4 separate regions of the Homo sapiens genome follow, and all the other regions are linked to region 4. Evidence: chromatin loops called from intact Hi-C (ENCODE). Cell type or tissue: mammary epithelial cell. All regions are shown on one strand. Links, peaks and the distances in the headings refer to the core of each region. The heading gives the core; the rest is flanking DNA.

Region 1 (4,603 bases), core at 604-4,603, 110 kb before region 4:
TTTATTTTCAGTGCTTTTATCTCCCAAGTCTCCTGACTAGACTGTAGATTTCATCATTTCATGAAGGAAGTATCTTGTTGTTGCTGTTTTAGTCCATCCATCACTTTACCTAGAACAAAAATGAGCACCTAGAGTCTGTCCTATCAATATTTGCTGATGAGTGAGTGAGTGAAGGAACACCTATATCTTGTCTTTTAACAGCTGAGAATTCTTTTAGCCTGTTTTTGATTGCTAAGAAAGTAACATACGACTTGTGCAGTGACTGCCCAGTAGTCCAGCTTATGATACATCTTACCTTTTCTTTTTTTATTCTGACAGGCAGTCTTGCCCTGTGCTGTTTTGCCCAGGCTGGCGGGCAGTGACTTGATCTCAGCTCACTGCAACCTCTGCCCCCTGGGTTCAAGCAATTCTCCTGCCTCAGCCTCCCGAGGAGCTGAGATTATAGGCGCCTGCCACCATGCCTGGCTAATTTATTTATTTATTTATTTTTTGTATTTTAGTAGAGATGGGGTTTCTCCATGTTGGTCCGGCTGGTCTTGAACTCCTGACCTCAGGTGATCTGCCCGTCTCGGCCTCTCAAAGCGCTGGGATTACAGGTGTGAGCTCCTGTGCATTTTTCTTTCTATTCTCCCCCAGCTTCGCATAAACCACCTCCAATACAAGTGAGATAAGATTCCTCTTTTATAGCTTTCTGCTGCTACTATGACTTCTTCTTCTCTTTCCTTTTCTGTGTTAAAATAGCTAGAATAGAAGATAACCTTCATTCTTCCAGTTTCAGTGTATCAAAAATTTAAATTTCCAGGAAGTTCAGATGGTCCTACTGGCTTGGCCTGCCCATGAAGGCCAACACTGGTTCTCCAAGTGGGGTGGTAGCTTCCCCATCCATCACTTGCTCATCCCTGTGCTCACCCTATCAGCAGTCCCTGCCCCATACAATGGGCACCTGCTTCATTAATTTGTCCCTAATCAAAATATGAGCTTTTGAGGGCACTGATGTGAACCCCATTCTTGTTCTTCTTGGCAGGGTGTATGTTGCAGAGGTCTGGTCAGTAAATATTTTTGGAAGGAATACATGGATGAATGAGTGAGCAAGCATTAGAATAAAATACGCTTTCTTGAGATATGCGTATCAAGTAAGTTAGCCATGCTCAGAAAGAAAATTACTACAAAGGTCCCATGTGTTTTGTGTGAGTGGTCCTGTTCTGTCAGGAAGTGTTTTTAGAAAGGGAATTATTGACAACATTTAAAATTCATAATATTTTATGTAAAAGTCCAGATTTTAGTTTTCTCTGGAAATTGTAGAAGTTCTGATCCCACTGACACTTGTTTCTGTCTGGTAAAAATCTGTGGAACACAAAGAGAGGCTGCTGACTTTAGAAGGACAATCCATGTCATCCCTTACTGTCTAATCCTGTGGCTGCTGACTTTGGAAGGACATTTCACACCATTGTTTACCGTCTAATACTATGTTGGTGTGGATTGCATTCACTATCATGACTCTGCCATTTTATTTACTTCTTCTAGTAATAGAGTTAAGAAAAAAGTGAAGTATTTCCTGTTTCATGTATTTATCAAAAAGGAATAAACAAAAACAAGATGAAGAGAACCAGTTGCTTCCAGAAAGGTGGGAGACCTCAGACTTTATTGTTATGAAAGCGAAAGAGATGGCTATGTGCTCAATATTCCAAAAAATGTATCCTGAAGAAAATTCCCCAGCATTCTTACTCATTCATATTCCTTCCTGGCCCCTGTAGGAATTTCAGCAGGGGACCCCATCATCTATGGACCAATGATCCTGAATGTATTATCTCATCCAGAGGGGCAGCAGGGATATCCCCAATGTTCCCTGAGCACTGGCATTGAGACACCAACATGGTGGCCACAAGGTCATGCCAAGGTCAATGCTGAGCCTTTCTTGCTCTTACTGCTCTTTTATGCTTGGATGAACTCAATAAAAGTCTCTTTTGAATACATTTTCTTTGGATGTGTTTTTGGACAATCATATGGCCACAGAACACATTTTAAATAGTGGCTGTGTGACTCGTTTAGCTTGGTCAAGCTGGTGTGTCCTCAGTATCAACTCTTCAGAGTTTCCAGTAAAATTGGATTATTTGGACTGAAGTCTGTATTTCACAATATTTACTGAAGAGTATTAAACAGGAAAATAAAATTAAAGTTGTGTGAAAGATTAAAGCTCTTTGGTGCTGAGAGACATCTGTTTATTGCTTTCTTTGTAAATGCGCATTAGCACAATAGGCAAAATGTGAAAGAAATTTAAATTAACGTAAAAAGACCCAATGCAAACGATTCTGCCATGCCCTTGAGAGAACGATCAATCTTGGCCATCTATAGTTAGAATAGCTGTGCTTAGAGAACAGAATGTGCCGTGGAATTCCCAGGATAGCTGCTGATGAACGTGCTTGAATTTCTACCCTGCAATTACTCATTGTCATATTCACCATCTTTCTTGCACTCATGCATTCCACATGTGTTAATGAGCACCTCCCACGTGGCAGGCTCTGTGCAATGTACAGTGGACACCTTGACAAATAAAGGATACCTGGTCCCTCCCTGGCCTCAGGCAAGGGCTGTAACCCAGGCCTGGCAGATTGGAGCTGATGGCCAAATGCAACTCTAAGTATGCTGAATTTTCTTTACATAATTTTCTTTTCTATTATCTTCATTTTATTTTATTTTCCTTTCTTTTGTCTTCATTCTCTTTTCTGTGGCAAATTGTGGTACCAACATTTAAACTTTAAAAGGTACCAGAGTAAAACCTAAATTTCTGGACTTTCTTGAAGAATAGGACGATCTGGCCACAGGGATCTCATGGCCATAGAATTCATTAGCAGGAGCTGAGAAGGGGCTTCAGACCTCAGGCTGGCCTCTGACACTGTCTTCCTCCTCTAATTCCCACCTGTCACCACCTGGCCCCTGTGTGCATTTGAGTTTGAACTCTTGGCTAAGAGAGGCCTCCAGGATTATGAAGAAGCGGGTTAATTTTTGACTCTTGAAAACTTACAGCTGTGTAACTTAGGCATAGTTATCCAACCCCTCAAAGCCTAGCTTCTGATTTATGACATGGAACAGTTATAGCACTATCTCATGGATGTGACTTAGGGAATAAATGAGGTAAAGTAAGCGTGCTTAGCATAGACTGTGCCCATCATCACTGCCAATTAAATGGTGGGTGTCAATAGCAGTAATCGGAGGAGTATCCTGATGTTCCTGGACTCAGCTCAAGGATTGGCTCTAAATAGGATTTTTAGGAGTTTTGCCAAACAAATGGCCAGGTGGCCTCTTTTTTTCTTATCAGTGAGCACAGCTGACGACACACACACACACAAACACACACTCAACAAATAATCCACCAAAACCCAACAGTATCATCACCTGTAATTCCATTTTTTAAAAACACAATATTAAGCTAGTTTAGAGGAAGCAATGGGTAGCTCTGAGGGGAGATATTAGCGATGGCTGACCCTGAGCATCTGAAATGATTGCTCGTGGTGCATCCACTCACCCGAGTGTGAGGGATATTGATCATGAAGTGCCTGGGACAAATGGAGAGGGAGAGCTGGGGAGGGGACCCTCATTAGAATCAAGGAATCCTAGTGGGGCGAGGGTAAAACCTGTCAGCATTGAAGGCAAAAATTGGAAGTAATCAAAAACTTCTTTGGAAACCTCTGTAATCTCCGACAAAGCCCAGCCCAACCCTCTTCCGATCCAGTGTTGTGGTGAATCACCGTTTCTGTAGCCGAGCTCTAAACGCAGAGGAGTACTGGCATTGAGGGCCAAGTGGTAGCAAAAATAAAATAAAATAAAAAAATCTCTGAGCATTGGAGGAGCCTTCACTGACTTCATGCTCACTGAGGGGTGTTGGTTGAGTAGAATGGTGGTAGAATTTTTGCCTATTTATTTATCCAACCCTCCTTTCTCTTCTTCCAGAGATACATGCTCAAATTTATGTAATTTCAAACTATTCAGGAAACTTGGAGCTAATACTTGAAAAGTAAACAATACTTATTTTGTGGGTTTCTAGAAATTAAGATTAAAATAACAATATCACAAAAGCTTTCCAAAACTGGACCAGACTGCCCTGGGAGCTAATGAGCGCTCTGTCAGTGAAAGCAGATTTAGGAAAAATGAGGCTCCCTGTCCATGTCTCATCCAGAGGTTGTCTCGTTTGTCATTGTTGTTTGCTTCTTTGATTTTTGATCTAACAGAAACTGGCATAAGATAAAATAAGCACAAAATGGAATCGACTCTTGGAATTTACAGAAAAGCAAAGTAAACTATGGCTCAGAGAATTAGCAGGAGCCAAGAGGGCCTGCGTAGTTTAGCAATACAACCATAAACTTCACCAGGATGATGTGGCTAAGACATGGCTACTGGTGCTGGCACCACTGAACACTCACGTTGACCCCATCTAACCAAGAGCCACACATAGACCACCTTTCTATACAACAACTGGCAGGAGACAGGAGGCAGGAGGCGCACGTGTGGCTTTCTGAGTGGAAGGACCATCTAGACACATTTAGTTAGCTTTATACTCCAGCAATCAACTTACTAGATGAAAGACAGTCCCTGGAAAAATGTCAGC
Region 2 (5,476 bases), core at 817-4,816, 110 kb before region 4:
TTTTCCAGAAGGCAAATGATCCCATTCTTGAAGACATCAGTTTTAATTAATAGGTGCTCTTTTAAGAATTTATCAATCTTTCAAGATACTTCTTTTGGTTTCTGAAAGGTGATAAGAGATCTGGATAAGAACTGGAAGCATAATTCAATTAGAAATTTCATTCACAGGAAAGAGCCAATTATGATTATATTACAACAGCCTTCTTTGGCAGCTGTAGAGGAGAGAAACACAGATCTACAGGTTATATTCCTTGAAGCATTGTATTTGAGACTCTTACATATTTGTATCAAGTAGCATTTTAGATTGAATGTCAGATTTTTTTGCCTTTTCTTACCTTAACACACAATAAAACAAATGATCCACAAAGAATAAACTATTTAATCTGACATGTAAGGTTTTAAATATGCAAACATTTCAATATGTAATAAAGCAAGTAATAAATGAAGTTTGGTGTACTTTATAGATTTTTACAATGCTTTTGAAGAAAATTTGGTTAGAAACATTGTTTACTATTTAACCAATTACATTCTGGAACCTATTTTTTTGTTTGTTTGTTTTTTAGTGAATCCCAATTCAGAAATATTAACATCACCACAAATGTCACAGTGTCATTATAAAGACCGCACACTGTACATTGTTTTGAAGTATAATAGACTGAATTTAGAAGTGATGGAAATTGTTTTTTTAAGGCTTATGGAGTTTTCCTGTTTCTTCAGGGAATGAAGTTTTAATGAAATGGAGTTTGTATTGTTCACTTAGGGAGTATCTATCTATTACCCAGGACTTTTCTGAATTAGTTAGGAAAACGTGAAATACAGGAATAGACAAATCCTCAGATCCCAGGGGCTTAATCCAAAAGGTTAAGATAGCATCTAATTTGCTGTGGGTTAGAAAGGGAGATGCAACCATCACTCTGCTCTGCATAGTCACTCAGAGGCCCAAGCTCCTTCCATCACATGGCTCCACCATCCTGTATCCTGGCAGACCTCAGCTAGAACTTACACATCTGGCCAGTGCATGGGTAAGAGCACAGCTGGAGCACAGATTGATCACATGGGAGGATATTATGGTCCAAACCTGGGAGTAATAGGCATGACTCCTCACCCCAACTTCATTCATCAGACCCCAGTCACAAGGCCCACCGTACTACATTGGAGGATGGAAAATGCAGTCTAAATGAATACCCGGAACAAAAGGGAATCAGATTTTATGACCTATATCAATGTGAGCCACACATTCACTATATGTATTGATAGTACTCCATATTTAAACCCAACTCTGCAATACGGAATAGAAAAACAAACAAATAACCTACATCTCCCAGGCTTCCCGCAATAAGGATATTGCATTGGAGGTCTACTCTTAGGTTTGGTGATTTTCTAGGAGGCATCACAGGACTCAGCATATAAGTTTTACCTCCAGCTATGATTTATTATGGATACAAGCAAAATCAGCAAGAGGAAACGGCCCATGTGGTGAAGTCCAGAGAAAACCAGGCTAAAATTTTGAAGAGTCTTCTCTCTTTGTAGTAAACACTTTTAATTCCTCCAGCCTCAAATTGTGACTACAAGACACTCAAGACACTCTTCGTTCCCCCAGCCTCAAATCATGACTACACACTTGAAATATTATCTACGCTAGTTCCATTGGAAATTCAATGCCCAGGGCTTGTATTGGAAGCCAGTTACATAGGACCCCTCTGCCCGGCATGCAGCAAAATTCCAGACTCCTAGAAGGAAAGCAGCAATTCAGCAAGTGAAGCAGACATTTTTCCTGACTCCTTCATGGACGGGAACTGGAGTGTGGGTGCTGGAGCTAGCTGGTCACTTCGGTGACAGCAGGGACAAACTTCACTTACTCAAACCCATTGCTTCAACCCCTTATGAGAGGCAGCATGCAGGTGAGTGGGCGCAGGAGGTGGGGTGAGTGCCTTTGGGCACCAGCAGGAACAAAACTCCATGCAGGGCCTGCGGCAGTATCTAGGGGGATACCCACCACCCTCGAAGCCCTGGAGGGCGTGTGTTACAGTGCTCTCTTTTGGCCTTGCTGTCCATGGATGGCTTAAGTGTTAAACAGTTCAGTGGGCCCTCTGCCTTTTCACATGAAGTGGTTGCTCTCCACCAGCAAGGCCAGAGAGTCACTGTGACAGCCTTTAGCATTCACATCCGTGGCAGCCAAGCTCTTATTCAGTGTCCAGGAAAAATCAGGTCGCATGAATGAACTGAAGGGTGGTGAATGGGGAGGATTTATTGTTGATGAAAGTGGCTCTCAGGAAGGAGAGCTGGAAAGGGGATGGAGTGGGAAGGTGTTCCTCCCCCAGACTCCGTTCAGAAGCAATGCCGTCAGGCAATCCCTCTGAAGTCAAGCTGCTTCTCTCCATCATCAAATTGTAGTCTCCAACGTCCAGCTGCTTATCCTCTTCTCCTCCACTCTCTGCAGGTGGAACCTGGGGTTTTTATGGCACAGGATATGGGGTGGGGCAGGCCATGGGTGGTTTTGGAAAAGGCAACATTCAAGCACATGGAAGCCAGTTACATAGGAACCCTCTGCCCGGCGCGCAGCAAAATTCCAGACTCCTGGAAGGAAAGCAGGAATTCAGCAAGTGAAGCAGAACATTTTCCCTGTCCCCTTCATGGACAGGAACTGGAGTGTGGGCGCTGGAGCTAGTTGGCCACTTCGGTGACGGCAGAGGCAAACTTCACTTACTCACTTCACTTACTTCACTAAAAATAGGAATGCATCTTCTCATTTTGGCCCACAGTTCCAGGCTTGAGAGTGGGGCCCTTGCCAGAGACCTGCCCTTTTCTGCCCAGAATTTCCCTGTCTAGTGTCTCTATCACGAGGACCATGTTGTTTAGGCAAGGTAAGCCCCTTGTATCAGTTTTGAGAATGTGAGTACCTACCCAAAATCCAGGTTACCAGATGCCAGCCAATGGAGAAGCATCTCGAGCCGCCATCTCTAAGGATAGTGTAACTGCCCAAAGGGTCCACTTTGCCCGCTACCTAGACAGAGCTGATTTATCAAAACAGGGGAATTCCAGTAGAGAAAGGGTAATTCACACAGACCTGGCTATGTGGGAGGCTGGAGCTTTATTATTACTCAAATCAGTCTCCCTGAGCATTCGTGGATCAGAGTTTTTAAGGATAACTTCGTGGGCGAGAGGAAGTCAGTGAGTCAAGAATGCCAATTGGTTTGGTCAGAGATGAAATCATACGGAGTTGAAGCTGTCCTCTTGTGCTGAGTCAGTTCCTGGGTGGGAGCCACAATATCAGATGAGCCAGTTTATTGACTTGAGTGGTGCCAGCTGATCCATCACGTATAGGGTCTGCAAAATACCTCAAGCACTGGTCTTAGGTTTCACAATAGTGATGTTATCCCCAGGAGCAATTCGGGTAGGGTCAGAATCTTGTGGCCTCTAGCTGCATGACTCCTAAACCGTAACTTCTCATCTTTTGGCTAATGTGTGAGTCCTAAAAAGGCAGTCTAGTCCCCAGGTAAGAAGGGGGTTTGTTTTGGGAAAGGGCCGTTATTGTCTTCGGTTTATACTATAAACTATAAACAAAGTTCCTCCCAGAGTTAGTTCAGCCTATGCTTAGGAATGAACAAGGACAGCTTGGAGGCTAGAAGTAAGATGGACTTGGTCAGGTCTGATTTCTTTCACTGTTTCAGTTATAATTTTGCAATGGCAGTTTCAATAGCAGTCTTGGGCCTGCTGTGTCTACTTTTTCTTCACAGATTAGCATATAATTTTGAGTGGCAAGTGTGAGAGTTTTTAATATGGAAGCTGAATACATGAGAAAATTGATGGCCATCATCTCCTTGCTCATTTTTTTTTTTTTTTTGATGTGAGTGGTAGAAACATGGCAACCCTTCTGAGACTAGCTGGGGAAGCTTCTCAGGTATGGCAGAGCCTATGAGAGTCTCTTCCCTGGATGACACAGAATCCTTTTCAGAATTGTCCTTAAAAGCTCAGATTAGAACCCCTTCCTCACTTCTGACAATTCTCTTTGATGTTCACTAATAACTCCCTTCCTACAGATATTAAGTGAATCTTGTGAATGAATGACTCTTGTTTCCTGCAATGAGAATTATATTAAATATTATAGCCACATTGCTTTGGAATAAAACAAAAAAGCATCAAATCACAAACAAGAAATCCCAAGGAATTGCAAATATAAAGAAATTGCACACATGTAAATATAAAAATTTATTTTGCCACTTCTATTTTAACATTGTGGGATTTTATTTTTAAAAACTTTGATACTTGGCTTCTCTTGAAAAATCAGACTGGTTGGCAACTTTAAGGAAAAAAGCAGAGTTTGACAATAAATATAAGAGAATTTATGAGGCATATTCATTAATCACTGATTATTCATCAGCTAAGATAATTAATTGATTATTGAATGCCTACCATTCCCAGACCCTGGTCTAGGAGCAGAGGTTAAAGTAAAGATAACAAGAGGGGCGGATGCTCCACTTGTATATATACATATACACATATATATGTATATATAAAAAAAAGAGCCTGGGGCCCTGAATGACTCTATGGAGCAGCAGCTGCAGCCCCCACTGTGCTGCCCTGGACAGTGAAATGCTGAGATCTTTACTGTGTTATGCTCCTGAGATAATACCAACCCCTAAGCCCAAGCACTGACATGTGATTTCAGTACCCAAATTGGCATTTTTATTTAGGATTCAACTGGTGTCAATGTATTTTGAAGCAGAGGTTGTACTGCGAAGTATGTCTAGATGCAACAAGTAGACCCTCTAGATAAAAAACTGGTAAAAAAAATTTTTTTGAATTATTAGCCAATAATTAAAAATTCAGAAATTTTACATGAAGTGTAAATGTCCAGTATCTTCTTATGGTTGGCAGAATTTTATTCTCTCTGACCTTTTCCCTCCACATCTCACCTTTGAAGATGTCACCTTATATGGCAAGAATGACTTTGCAGATATAATTAAGATTACTAATTAGGTGACCATGGAATAGGGAGATAACTCTGGCTTATCCAGGTGGGCTCAATGTCATCACAAAAGCCCTTAAAAGCAGAGCTTTCTCTTGGCTGAGAGAGGATGAGGAAATCAGAGAGATTTGAAGCATGAGAAGGATTAAATGTGTCCTTGCTGGCTTGAAGACGCAGAGGTCACGTGGAAAACATGAGAAGGACATTAATTTTGCCAACATCCTGAATAAGCTGGGAAGAAGATTCTTCCCCAAGGCCTTCAGTGAGGAATGCCACCTTGCCAATACCTTGATTTCTGCCTTGCAAGACCCTAGAGGGAGAACCCAGCCTGGCAAAGCTGTTGACCTGGTGAAACTGTGAGATAATGAAATGAGCATTTTAACCAATGACATATATGGTAATTTCTCAGGCAGGAATGGAAAACTGACACACTTCTGAAAGCACGGGTACAATGGGGCCCAGGTGCCCACCTGGAAAGTGTTGAGTGGAGCCAAGTGTAGGTACTGAC
Region 3 (5,476 bases), core at 682-4,681, 230 kb before region 4:
GGAATTCGAGACCAGCCTGACCAACATGGAGAAACCCGGTCTGTACTAAAAATACAAAAAATTAGCCTGGCGTGGTGGCGCATGCCTGTAATCTCAGCTACTAGGGGGGCTGAGGCAGGAGAGTCGCTTGAATCTGGGAGGTGGAGGTTGCGGTGAGCTGACATCATGCCATTGCACTCCAGCCTGGGCAACAAGAACGAAACTCCATCTGAAAAAAAAAAAAAAAAAAAAGAATTACCTGGAGCTTCAGTATCCAGTCTGCATAGTTAACAATATTGTTCACTCATTTGTTCATTCATTCAACACCTATCAATGGGGCACCTCATCTATTCTAGGAACTGGGGATATAGAAAAGAAAAAAATTAACAGAAATCCCTGGCTCTGTATAGAAAGAAAGTAGACCCAATCTATAAATATATAGACTGTTAGACAAGTTGCTAAGGAGTAAAATAAAGCAGAGAAACACAAAATAATATTTTGATATGTAAAGATTCATTTTTCAGGGAAGTTGCCCTGAGAAAGTCAACTAAAAATGTAAGGAAATGGTTAAAGAAATCCTGCCAACACCTGGAGAAAGAGCAGTTCAGTAGACAGTGTGACATGTGCCAAGGTCCTGAGGCAGGAACGTGTCTGGTGTGTTAAAGGAACACCAGGGAGAACAGTGAGACCAAGGGGAGAAGGAGGAGATAAGTCTGAGAGTAGGAGAGACAGGGAGAGACTGTGTTGAACATTATAGACTCCACTTCTATAAACGCTTTGACTGTGTGTGTGACATGGGTTGAGAAGAAGAGGCTGATAGACGTTTTAACAGGATTACTTTGCTGTCAAGCAAAGGCCGACAAGTAATAAGGGCAAAAGCTAGGGATACTAGGGAGTGCACTGCAGTGATTGAGGCAAAGATGACAAGGGCTTGAGTCAGGGAGGAAGCTCTGGAGGTAGAGGTGGTGAGAAGTGTTCAGATTCTTAATTCATGAAGGTAGAGATGAGATTTGTTGATGGATATCATCTTAGGTGTAAAAAAAATGAGAAATCAAGATTCTTTTTTCTTTTACAAACAGAAAATATAGAGCTGCAATCAATGGAGACCAGAAATTTTACAGGAGAATTGATTCTGGGAGGGTTGGAGGAACATTCATCTTTGGCAGAGGCCAGAAAACTAAAGCCCATGGACCAAGTCTGGTCCACAATGTTTCTGTAAATAAAGTTTTATTGGACTGATATGGTGTGGCTCTGCATTCCCGCTGAAATCTCATCTCAAATTGTAATCCCCACGTGTTGAGGGAGGGAGGTGACTGGATCATGGGGGTGGCTTCCCCCATGCTGTTCTCATGAGAGTGAGTGAGTTCTCATGAGATCTGATGGTTTTGTAAGTGTTTGACAGTTCCTCCTTCACTCACTCCTCTCCTCTTGCAGCCTTGTGAAGAAGGTGCCTGCTTCCTCTTTGCCGTCTGCCTTGATTGTAAGCTTCCTGAGGCCTCCGCAGTCAGGTAGAACTGTGAGTGGTTTTTTTTGTTTTTTTTTTTTTTGAGACGGAGTCTTGCTCTGTCGCCCAGGCTGGAGTGCAGTGGCGTGATCTCGGCTCACTGCAAGCTCCACCCCCCAGGTTCACACCATTCTCCTGCCTCAGCCTCCCGAGTAGCTGGGACTACAGGCGCAAGCCGCCACGCCAAGCTAATTTTTTGTATTTTTAGTAGAGACGGGTTTCACCGTGTTAGCCAGGATGGTCTCGATTTCCTGACCTTGTGATCCGCCGGCCTCGCCTCCCAAAGTGCTGGGATTACAGGCGTGAGCCACTGTGCCCGGCCAGAACTGTGAGTCTATTAAACCTCTTTCCTTTATCATGACTCTGTCTCAGGTAATATTCTTTATAGCAGTGTGAAAACGGACTAATACGTGGACCACAGCCATGTCTCTTTTTTTATGTATTGCCTATGGCTGCTTTCAGCTACAACAGAATTTAGTATTTGCAACAGAGATTCTATGGCTTGTCAAGATATTTACTAAATAGAATAGGCACTATTGGTTCCTTTTAAACTCCTGACCTACAGTACTGACAATTATTCAATGAACTGCATTACTTAAAATTTAAAAATGGGGTCATTTATGAAATTCAAAAGTATCCTATGTGTAAAAATGTGGAAATAATGTTGGATGTTGCATTGTGGAAGCATTTTTTTTTCAGGAAAAATTTGGATTTTGAAAATCATATTCAAACCTGCGTGTCTATATAAGACTTTTTAAATGAATGGCCACAGTTCAGTTTGTGACTGTAAAGTCTGTGTCTTCAAATGAGAGAAAAGCTATTTCTGTCAAGAACGACAAATGGTTCCTTTGCCTTTCTATGGGCCTCCAGGTTCCTCTGTAAGAAGTAAACTTCCAATTTTCTCTTCAGTTCCTTGCAGTAATAGAGGCTGTCACTTTGTATTATATATTAATACCAAAGATCATTTAAAACTTCACCTCATAAAATAACCTGTGTAATTTTCTCCTCAGGTAAAAATGAGAAAAAAAAATAATGACCACTATATTAGATAATGGCACCTTATTGCCTGTAACTGACTCTAAACTCCTGGTGAAAATGCAGATGAAGAAAGTCACCTGCTTGTGTTTTTCTCCTGGACTAATGCAGAGTATTGGATCCCTAGAGGCTCACGGGTCACCGTGAATGACTGCACATTTTCTCAGGAGAGATGAAGAGCGGGGTGCCCTATGGTCTGAGCTTTGGGGAGGGCAGGGGTGGAGCTGCCTTAGCCTCGCTCCGTGTCTAATCACGTCATGGGGGCAGCATAGTTTGGAGCCGTGATCTAGACAAAGCACAGTTCTGACCCCAGAGAGTCATTGTATGATGCAATCCCATCCTAGGAAAACCAAAAGTCGCCTTGCAAAAGCCACCTCATCATACTCCCTGGATCCCCCCCATGCCTTCCCTCACCAGAAGGGGCTTCCTCCCTTTGCTCAGCTCACTTTTCCCAGAATGTCACTGTTGTATTTCCCTAAAAGATTTGTGGCATCTGCTTTTTGGATGATGGGTTAACCTCACGATGTGGATGAACTTCTAGCTAGTAGCTACTTGGTGTGATTTTACTTGAAATCCATTTTACAGTTTTAGAATGTAAAATGTCTCAGTAGATAAAGCCACATAGGGATGGCCTGGGGAATCATGAGCACATTCCTCCAGTAGAGGTCAGTGGAGGGGCACAGGGCCATCCAGCTTGGCTGCAGTAGGATCAGGTTCTGTCCCAATTGAGTGTCCGCCCAGCCTAAGCATGTCTGAACACACTCAGGACTGCTGAGTAAGGTTGTGCAGGTTGTGCACTGCCCATGGACATGTTTAAGGCAATGTAATTCACATCCTAGACATTGTAGATGTATGAATTTAGTAGGACAGCTGTACAAAAGATGGCAAGAAAGTGTCTTGTTCTACCCAAATTGATATATAAGGACAATTTTGTCAGGGATGGAAAAGGCACTATTTTCTAATTTGCATAGGCTCTTTAGGGACTATCTCTATGTCATTGGGGCACAGGATCTGAAAAGCCAAAGCTTCCGAGTCCCTAAAGAGCCAAAGCTCCCAAGTCCCTAAAGAGTGCAGCTTTTCTGCACTGAATACCCTTTAGGGAATGTACTATTTCCTGCAGTGGCCCAGAACAGTCATTCATTCAACAACATTTAATGAATGTTAAATGAGCATCTAGTAGACGCCAGTCCCAAGGCTGGGCTGCAGGATGGAATGGAGAGCAAAAGGAACAAAGAGCCCCGTCCCTATGATCCAACAGAAGGCTGACACGAAGCAACCAAGAACACACTTGACGATGTGAGTGCAATTCTGTCTACTGTGGTAGTGCGGTCACTACCAGGCCAGTCTCGGGTGTTATGAGAGCAGAGAGTGGGTGTATGGGCAGGTCTGCTGGGGCTCCGGGGAAGCTCTGAACATTGAGAGGAACACTGCATCAGAGGTTGGATAGTTCAGGTCCGGTGGAGTCTTACAAGGAAAGCCGTGAAGGCTGAGGGTGTCCCCAGGTTGAGAAGAATCATCCCAGAAGGTACTACGAGTTCACACAGTGAACAAGCCCAGTGTTAAATAAAACTGAAGCATGTAGAGAGAAAACTTTAATTGTCTTTCAACCTTTATGATTGGTAAAGAACAGACACTCCTTTGGATTGTACTGTGTATTTAATAATTCTAACATTTTCCAGTATCCCTTTTTAGCAGACATATAGTAGCCTTTTGACCCAACAGTGGAAGTGAGAAACCCATCACTTTCCTAAAATTAAGGCAATGGCGCTGGTTGCACCCCCACTTCCCTCCACCTCCACCAACACACACAAAGCAGGAAGGAATAACAAGATTTACTACATAACAAAGTTTTCAGAGGAGATCAGGGCAGGCTTACAAGCAGCTGCATAAATGTTTTGGGAGCACAGAAATAGATGGCCAGCTTGGGTTATATGCTGGTTAGGATGGGGCTTCCTTGTGTTGCCAGGACATACGTGGTTCAAACTTCATGCCAGCACCACGAGAAGCAGTGCACAGACTTTTTTGCTTGTGGGTTCTGATGTGGGGCAAGGCAGGGAAAGGAAAGAGTGAGGACTGACAGCTTGATAAAAGATTCAGGCTCTTTTGACGTTAGTAGTAGTTTAGTGAAAACAAGGATACTCTGGCGGGCCCACTTAACCACCCAGAAAATGATATCTGCTCTTCCGTGAATATGTGGGCTTTCTAAATCCTGACAGTTCATTAAGGTCTGGAACCAAAGAATATAGGTTGGTCACTGTTGTGGCTTCTCAGGACCAAGAATGGCCCAGAGCCTGGAACTGCCCATTTATGAGGAAGCCACCAGCAGTCCTGGCTTTGAAATTCATTTCCCTAAGCACAGGGAGCAGGGGATAGCTGGATTAGAGAATGATGCCCTCATCAACAGTGTCAGATGATGCACATGAAAGACCCGTGCAGGCCCTCCCCAGTTGTGGATGAGGCCACTCGTTCTGGGTCCTAAATAGCACTGTAGAACAGTGGATGATGGTGCTTACCCAGGGCAGTTTGGAATATGCAATTGCTGGCTGCAAGGCAAGAGGGTCCTGAGAAGCTTGGGACTATCTCTGTGTCATTAGGGCACAGGATGTGAAAAGCCAAAGCTACCTAGTGCCCCTCTCATGCAAAGGTCCTTAGGAAGCTTGTGGGTTACCTGCCAAGATGGAGCTCAGTTTAGAGAGTACTACTAACTTCTCAAGTACAGGCCAGGGCTGCCTACTGCTGCAGAGACATGGTGGGTGAACAGGAACCATTTAACATAAGTGGGTCCCTATATATTTTACCAGGACTAAGACCTCTTCCTCTGAGGAAGAGGCAAAGTAGTATTATTACTTATAATAACTATTACCACTTGTTGAAAATGTACTCGAGGCCAGTAACTCTGTTAAGCAGTTCATTAGTTCATGAATTCAAACTTTCAACTAATCTTTGCTATGCATCTAC
Region 4 (5,476 bases), core at 862-4,861:
CTGCCTGGCATCCTAGAGAGGCATAAACGCCTATAATGCCTCTCTAGTGGGCTCCTCTTAGACTCGGGGAAGATCTCGTTTCATGATGCTTGAGGAATCTCAGTTTTCCCTTGCTCTGTAATGAAGGCTTGGAAATGTTTCCTATTACATCACAAATCCCCGCTCTTCCTTAGTGAGCCTTTGATTCCTGAAGTAGCTCTTATGTGCCTGAAACCATGGAATGTCTTCTCATGCGACAATTAGAGAGAAAGGCTAGCATTTGTTTACTCTTTGTGCATGTAATTGTATTGCCAACCTTTCCTTAGAGTTGTATCTTGTTAATATTTTGTCAGTTGAATTTTGGCATCGTTCTCAGGTTTTGGCAGAATTGGAATAGTCATTAGCTAGCTGTCCCCATTCAAATAAGACTGCAGAAAAAGGAAGGAACAAATGTGAGTAAATCAAAGAGCTTTTCCTTTTCCCTGATTTTGTTGATTGCAATTCCCATATCTTGGTTCAGCTATCTCATTAGTGGATTCTGATGAAATTATTGAAGAAATTGAAGAGCTTTTGATACTCCTATACAGACCAATGAAAACAAGTCATTTGTAAGTAGTTTCTCAACACAGATTGCTGGATCCTTTAAAATCTGTGTTTCTCTTGCTCAGAGAGGAAACTGAGATCATCCCTCTCATTGTCATCAAGATAGAGCAGGCAGAGGGTGCCACCGACTCATCTGGGTGCCTTGACTGAAGTCCCAGAGGCCCCTCAGCCTCAGCGCACGTGCAGACCTGCAAGATTTCTCAGGGGGTTATTTCCTGATAGAACATCTTTCTCTTTCCAAGGCATTTCTTTGACTTATTCATAAATTTAACAGGTATCTACTGACTTCTGTCTGTGGCTTGGCCTTGTGCCCATCCCAGGGGTTAGAGTCAAAAGTCAGCCTCTATGCAGCCCTCATGGAAGTCAAAGTCCAGTGTAGGAGCTGGACGAGTCAAGGGTGGTGGCCTCTACTCCTTTTTTTGTATGGGGATGTTTTGCAAAAACAGCTGCTTTCAACATGTGCCCTGCCCAGAGAGCACCTGCACCATCTCATGCCAGTCCTAGGCAGGTAGCCTCTTTCTTGCATCTTCTATCTTCTCCCTCTACAACTCATCACCAACCTGGATGGAAGGGAGGGGAGACAAAGCAGGAGAAAAGAAGCCCCCTCTCTTCTCCCACAGCGTGTCCAGAGGGATAAGAGAGAGTCTGGGTATGCAGGTTGCTAACCCAGGATGGCTTATTTAAACAGTAAGCAAGAACATACACAAAAACAAACAAAATGAAAACTTTCATTGGACTTCTGTTGAAAATCCAGGAGACTATTATGTCTCAGAAGCCCACATTTCTATGGGGTGACCACTGGCTGGAGCTGTCGCCCCCTTAGACAGATCAGTTCCTCCTCCTGTCACTGCAGCCCACTCTGCTGCTCTGGGTTCTGTCATGAGCTGGATTGTGTGTGCTCATAATACGTATGTTCAACTTCTCACCTTCAGGACCTCAGAATATAACTGTATTTGAAGAGAGGGTCTTTAGAGAAGTGGTAATTTAATAAAAATGAGGTTGTTATGGCAGGTCCTAATCCAATCTGACTGGTGCCTTTATAAGAAATGGAGATTAGGCCAGACACGGTGGCTCACACCTGTAACCCTAGCAGTTTGGGAGGCTGAGGCCAGCGGATCACCTGAGGTCAGGAGTTTGAGACCAGCCTGGCCAATGTGGTGAAACCCCTATCTCTACTAAAAAAAAAAAAAAAAAGTAGCTGGATGTGATGACAGGTGCCTGTGAACTCTGGAAGCTGAGGCAGGAGAATCACTTGAACCTGGGAGGCGGAGATTGTAGTGAGCCAAGATTGCACCACTGCACATCAGACCGAGCAACAGAGTGAGACTCCATCACAAAAAACAAAAAAAGAAAAGAAAAGAAAAAGAAAAAAGAAAAAAAAAGGAGATTAGGATACAGACACTGAGTAGACTATGTGGGGACACAGGGAGAAGACGGCCACCTACAAGCCAAGGAGAGAGGCCTCAGAAGAAAGTCACCCTACAGACACCTTGATCTCAGACTTCCAGCCTCCAGAACTGTGAGGAAATGCATTTATGCTGTTTAAGCCACCCAGTCTGTGGAGCTTTGTTATGTCAGTTTGAGCAAATTAATATAAATTTCCATTGCTATGCCTCTTCCTTTTGACCCATGTATCTGATCTTCCTGGAGATTGTAGGCCATTTGGATGTGTGATTTTGATTTGAACTCATTTTTCATAGGTTTAATATACAAAGTTTTGCAATATGCAAGTGTAGTAGGGCTCCTAAAAATGTCCATAGGCTAGTCCCTGGAGCTGTTGAACATGTTATTTTGTAAAAGGGACTTTGCAGATGTGATTCAGTGCCTTGAATTGGGAGATCACCCAGGATTATCTGTGTGAGTCCTGTGTAATCATGTTTTCTAATAAGGAGAAGGACTGAGGGTCAGAGTCAGAGGAGAGGTGACCACAATAGCAGAGGTTAGAGTGTCAGGAGTGCTGGCAGAGGGACCTAAGGAAAGGACTGCAGGTGGCCTCTGGAAACTGGAAAACACAGCCAGGAGTACGCTCTCCCCTGGAGCCTCCGACAGGAACACAGAGCCAGGAGTAGATGCTCCCCTGGAGCCTCCAACAGGAACACAGCCCTGCTGATAGCTTGATTTCAGCCACACAGACTAATTTCTAGACTCTGACCTCTAAAAGTATAAGACAGCAAACTGATATTGTTTTAAGCCACCTTGCTTATTCATTTGTGAATATGGGCATCACTGACTCATCCCACTGGGATGTACACTGCCCAAGGCAGGAATCTTGCCTATCTTGTTTCATGCTGTGTCTGTGGCACCTAGAACAGTGCCTAGCACACACAATTACAAAAACAAAACAAAACAAAAACACAAAGTGCTCAGTAAAGTCCTGCTAAGCAAATGACTCATCCACATTTCCCAGCCATGGAGGAGTAGAGATGACACGCCCATCAGGCCATTCCACTCACTGGGAAACCCCCATGACTTGCACCTTTGCCTGAGGTTGGATGCAGAACCCTGTGGGCAGGAAGATAGACCGATGCTGTTGAGTGAATGATGATTAACTGAGTTCCATGTTTATGCATTTACAACACAGCAGGCTCTAAGTTAAGCATCTCTCATTTACTTCTCAGGACAGTCCTACAATACAGGTACTTTGATCATCCCCAGAGTGCCTAGGAGACAGGCTCACCAGTGAGGAGTGATGCAGCCCAGGACTCACAGTGGTGAGTAATATTCAAAATGCAAGCTGTTGCCTGCATATGGTCTGTGTGTGTCTCCATGACCGTGTTGTATATGGCAGCTGCTGTGGGGTAGAAACCCCCTAGTGGTTTTGGTGTCCTGAGAGCTGAGTTTAATATTCTACATCACTGCTGTGATACAGAGTCTGATTCCATTTTTAATGGTTGGCCCCTGACCCCTTTCAAGCCCCCACCCTCACCTGTCCTGGTAAGAAAGTCCAGCATCGCCTCCCTCAGCACTGTAGGGAGTTGAGCCATGCAAGCCAGGACTTGTGCACTGGAGCCCACCCCAGCCTGCCTCCCATTAGCAATCAGAGGCAAGGCTGCCCTCCCTCTATCCCCCACCCTCTATCCCCCACCCTCTATCCCCCTCCCTCTATCCCCTCCCTCTATCCCCTCCCTCTATCCCCCACCCTCTATCCCCCTCCCTCTATCCCCCACCCTCTATCCCCCACCCTCTATCCCCCACCCTCTATCCCCCCTCCCTCTATCCCCCACCCTCTGTCCCCCCCTCTATCCCCCACCCTCTATCCCCCACGCTCTATCCCCCTACCTCTATCACCCACCCTCTATCCCCCTCCCTCTATCCCCTCCCTCTATCCCCCTCCCTTTATCCCCCACCCTCTATCCCCCCTCCATCCCCCACCCTCTATCCCCCTCCCTCTATCCCCTACCCTCTATCCCCAACGCTCTATCCCCCTACCTCTATCCCCCTCCCTCTATCCCCCACCCTCTATCCCCCACCCTCTATCCCCACCCTCTATCCCCTCCATCCCCCACCCTCTATCCCCCTCCCTCTATCCCCCACCCTCTATCCCCCCTCCCTCTGTCCCCCCCTCTATCCCCTCCCTCTATCCCCCACCTTCTATCCCCCACCCTCTATCCCCCACCCTCTATCCCCCCACCCTCTATCTGCCACCCTCTATCCCCCTCCCTCTATCCTCCACCCTCTATCCTCCATGCTCTATCCCCCACCCTCTATCCCCCTCCCTCTATCCCCCACCCTCTATCCCCCTCCCTCTATCCCCCACCCTCTATCCCCCACCCTCTATCCCCCTCCCTCTATCCCCCACCCTCTATCCCCCTCCCTCTATCCCCCCACCCTCTATCCCCTCCCTCTATCCCCCACCCTCTATCCCCCTCCCTCTATCCCCCACCCTCTATCCCCCACCCTCTATCCCCCTTCCCTCTATCCCCCACCCTCTGTCCCCCCCTCTATCCCCCACCCTCTATCCCCCACACTCTATCCCCCTACCTCTATCCCCCACCCTCTATCCCCCTCCCTCTATCCCCTCCCTCTATCCCCCTCCCTCTATCCCCCACCCTCTATCCCCCTCCCTCTATCCCCTCCCTCTATCCCCCACCCTTTATCCCCTCCCTCTATCCCCCTCCATCCCCCACCCTCTATCCCCCTCCCTCTATCCCCCACCCTCTATCCCCCACCCTCTATCCCCCACCCTCTGTCCCCCCCTCTATCCCCCACCCTCTATCCCCCATGCTCTATCCCCCTACCTCTATCCCCCACCCTCTATCCCCCTCCCTCTATCCCCTCCCTCTATCCCCCACCCTTTATCCCCTCCCTCTATCCCCCTCCATCCCCCACCCTCTATCCCCCACCCTCTATCCCCCCTCCATCCCCCACCCTCTATCCCCCTCCCTCTATCCCCCTCCCTCTATCCCCTACCCTCTATCCCCAACGCTCTATCCCCCTACCTCTATCCCCCTCCCTCTATCCCCCACCCTCTATCCCCCTCCCTCTGTCCCCCCCTCTATCCCCTCCCTCTATCCCCCACCCTCTATCCCCCATGCTCTATCCCACACCCTCTATCCCCCCACCCTCTATCTGCCACCCTCTATCCCCCTCCCTCTATCCTCCACCCTCTATCCTCCATGCTCTATCCCCCACCCTCTATCCCCCTCCCTCTATCCCCCACCCTCTATCCCCCTCCCTCTATCCCCCACCCTCTATCCCCCTCCCTCTATCCCCCCACCCTCTATCCCCCTCCCTCTATCCCCCACCCTCTATCCTCCTCCCTCTATCCCCCTCCCTCTATCCCCCACCCTTTATCCCCCATGCTCTATCCCCCTACCTCTATCCCCCACCATCTATCCCCCTCCCTCTATCCCCCACCCTCTATCCCCCTCCACCCCCCACCCTCTATTCCCCT

Evidence for each region. Hi-C counts contacts between places; a loop is a spot of excess contacts. Peaks named below come from ENCODE experiments on the same cell type or tissue, not always from the same donor. Only the 100,000 strongest peaks of a DNase experiment are listed, where the experiment ranks them.
Region 1: it touches region 4 in a loop (6-fold over the local background); 1 of 110 quality-filtered maps calls a loop at or near these places.
Region 2: it touches region 4 in a loop (8-fold over the local background); 1 of 110 quality-filtered maps calls a loop at or near these places.
Region 3: it touches region 4 in a loop (11-fold over the local background); 1 of 110 quality-filtered maps calls a loop at or near these places.

The regions. Positions count from the first base shown.
Region 1 is chr12:127,239,119-127,243,721 of GRCh38, reverse strand. No RefSeq gene overlaps it. Among named protein-coding and RNA genes, the nearest start is that of LINC02376, 43 kb to the left of the region's middle. In mammary epithelial cell, for the core only: no CTCF peak of the experiment used is centred there; a DNase peak (open chromatin) is centred at 2,481; H3K27ac peaks cover 2,537 bases.
Region 2 is chr12:127,228,786-127,234,261 of GRCh38, reverse strand. No RefSeq gene overlaps it. Among named protein-coding and RNA genes, the nearest start is that of LINC02376, 53 kb to the left of the region's middle. In mammary epithelial cell, for the core only: no CTCF peak of the experiment used is centred there; a DNase peak (open chromatin) is centred at 3,231; H3K27ac peaks cover 2,670 bases.
Region 3 is chr12:127,352,983-127,358,458 of GRCh38, reverse strand. No RefSeq gene overlaps it. Among named protein-coding and RNA genes, the nearest start is that of LINC02375, 16 kb to the right of the region's middle. In mammary epithelial cell, for the core only: a CTCF peak has its summit at 3,178 (motif pointing right); no DNase peak of the experiment used is centred there.
Region 4 is chr12:127,123,556-127,129,031 of GRCh38, reverse strand. All of the region lies in intron 2 of LOC107984449, which reads right to left. Among named protein-coding and RNA genes, the nearest start is that of LINC02405, 66 kb to the right of the region's middle. RefSeq lists enhancers at 3,092-3,161, 2,027-3,226. In mammary epithelial cell, for the core only: no CTCF peak of the experiment used is centred there; a DNase peak (open chromatin) is centred at 2,891; H3K27ac peaks cover 2,611 bases.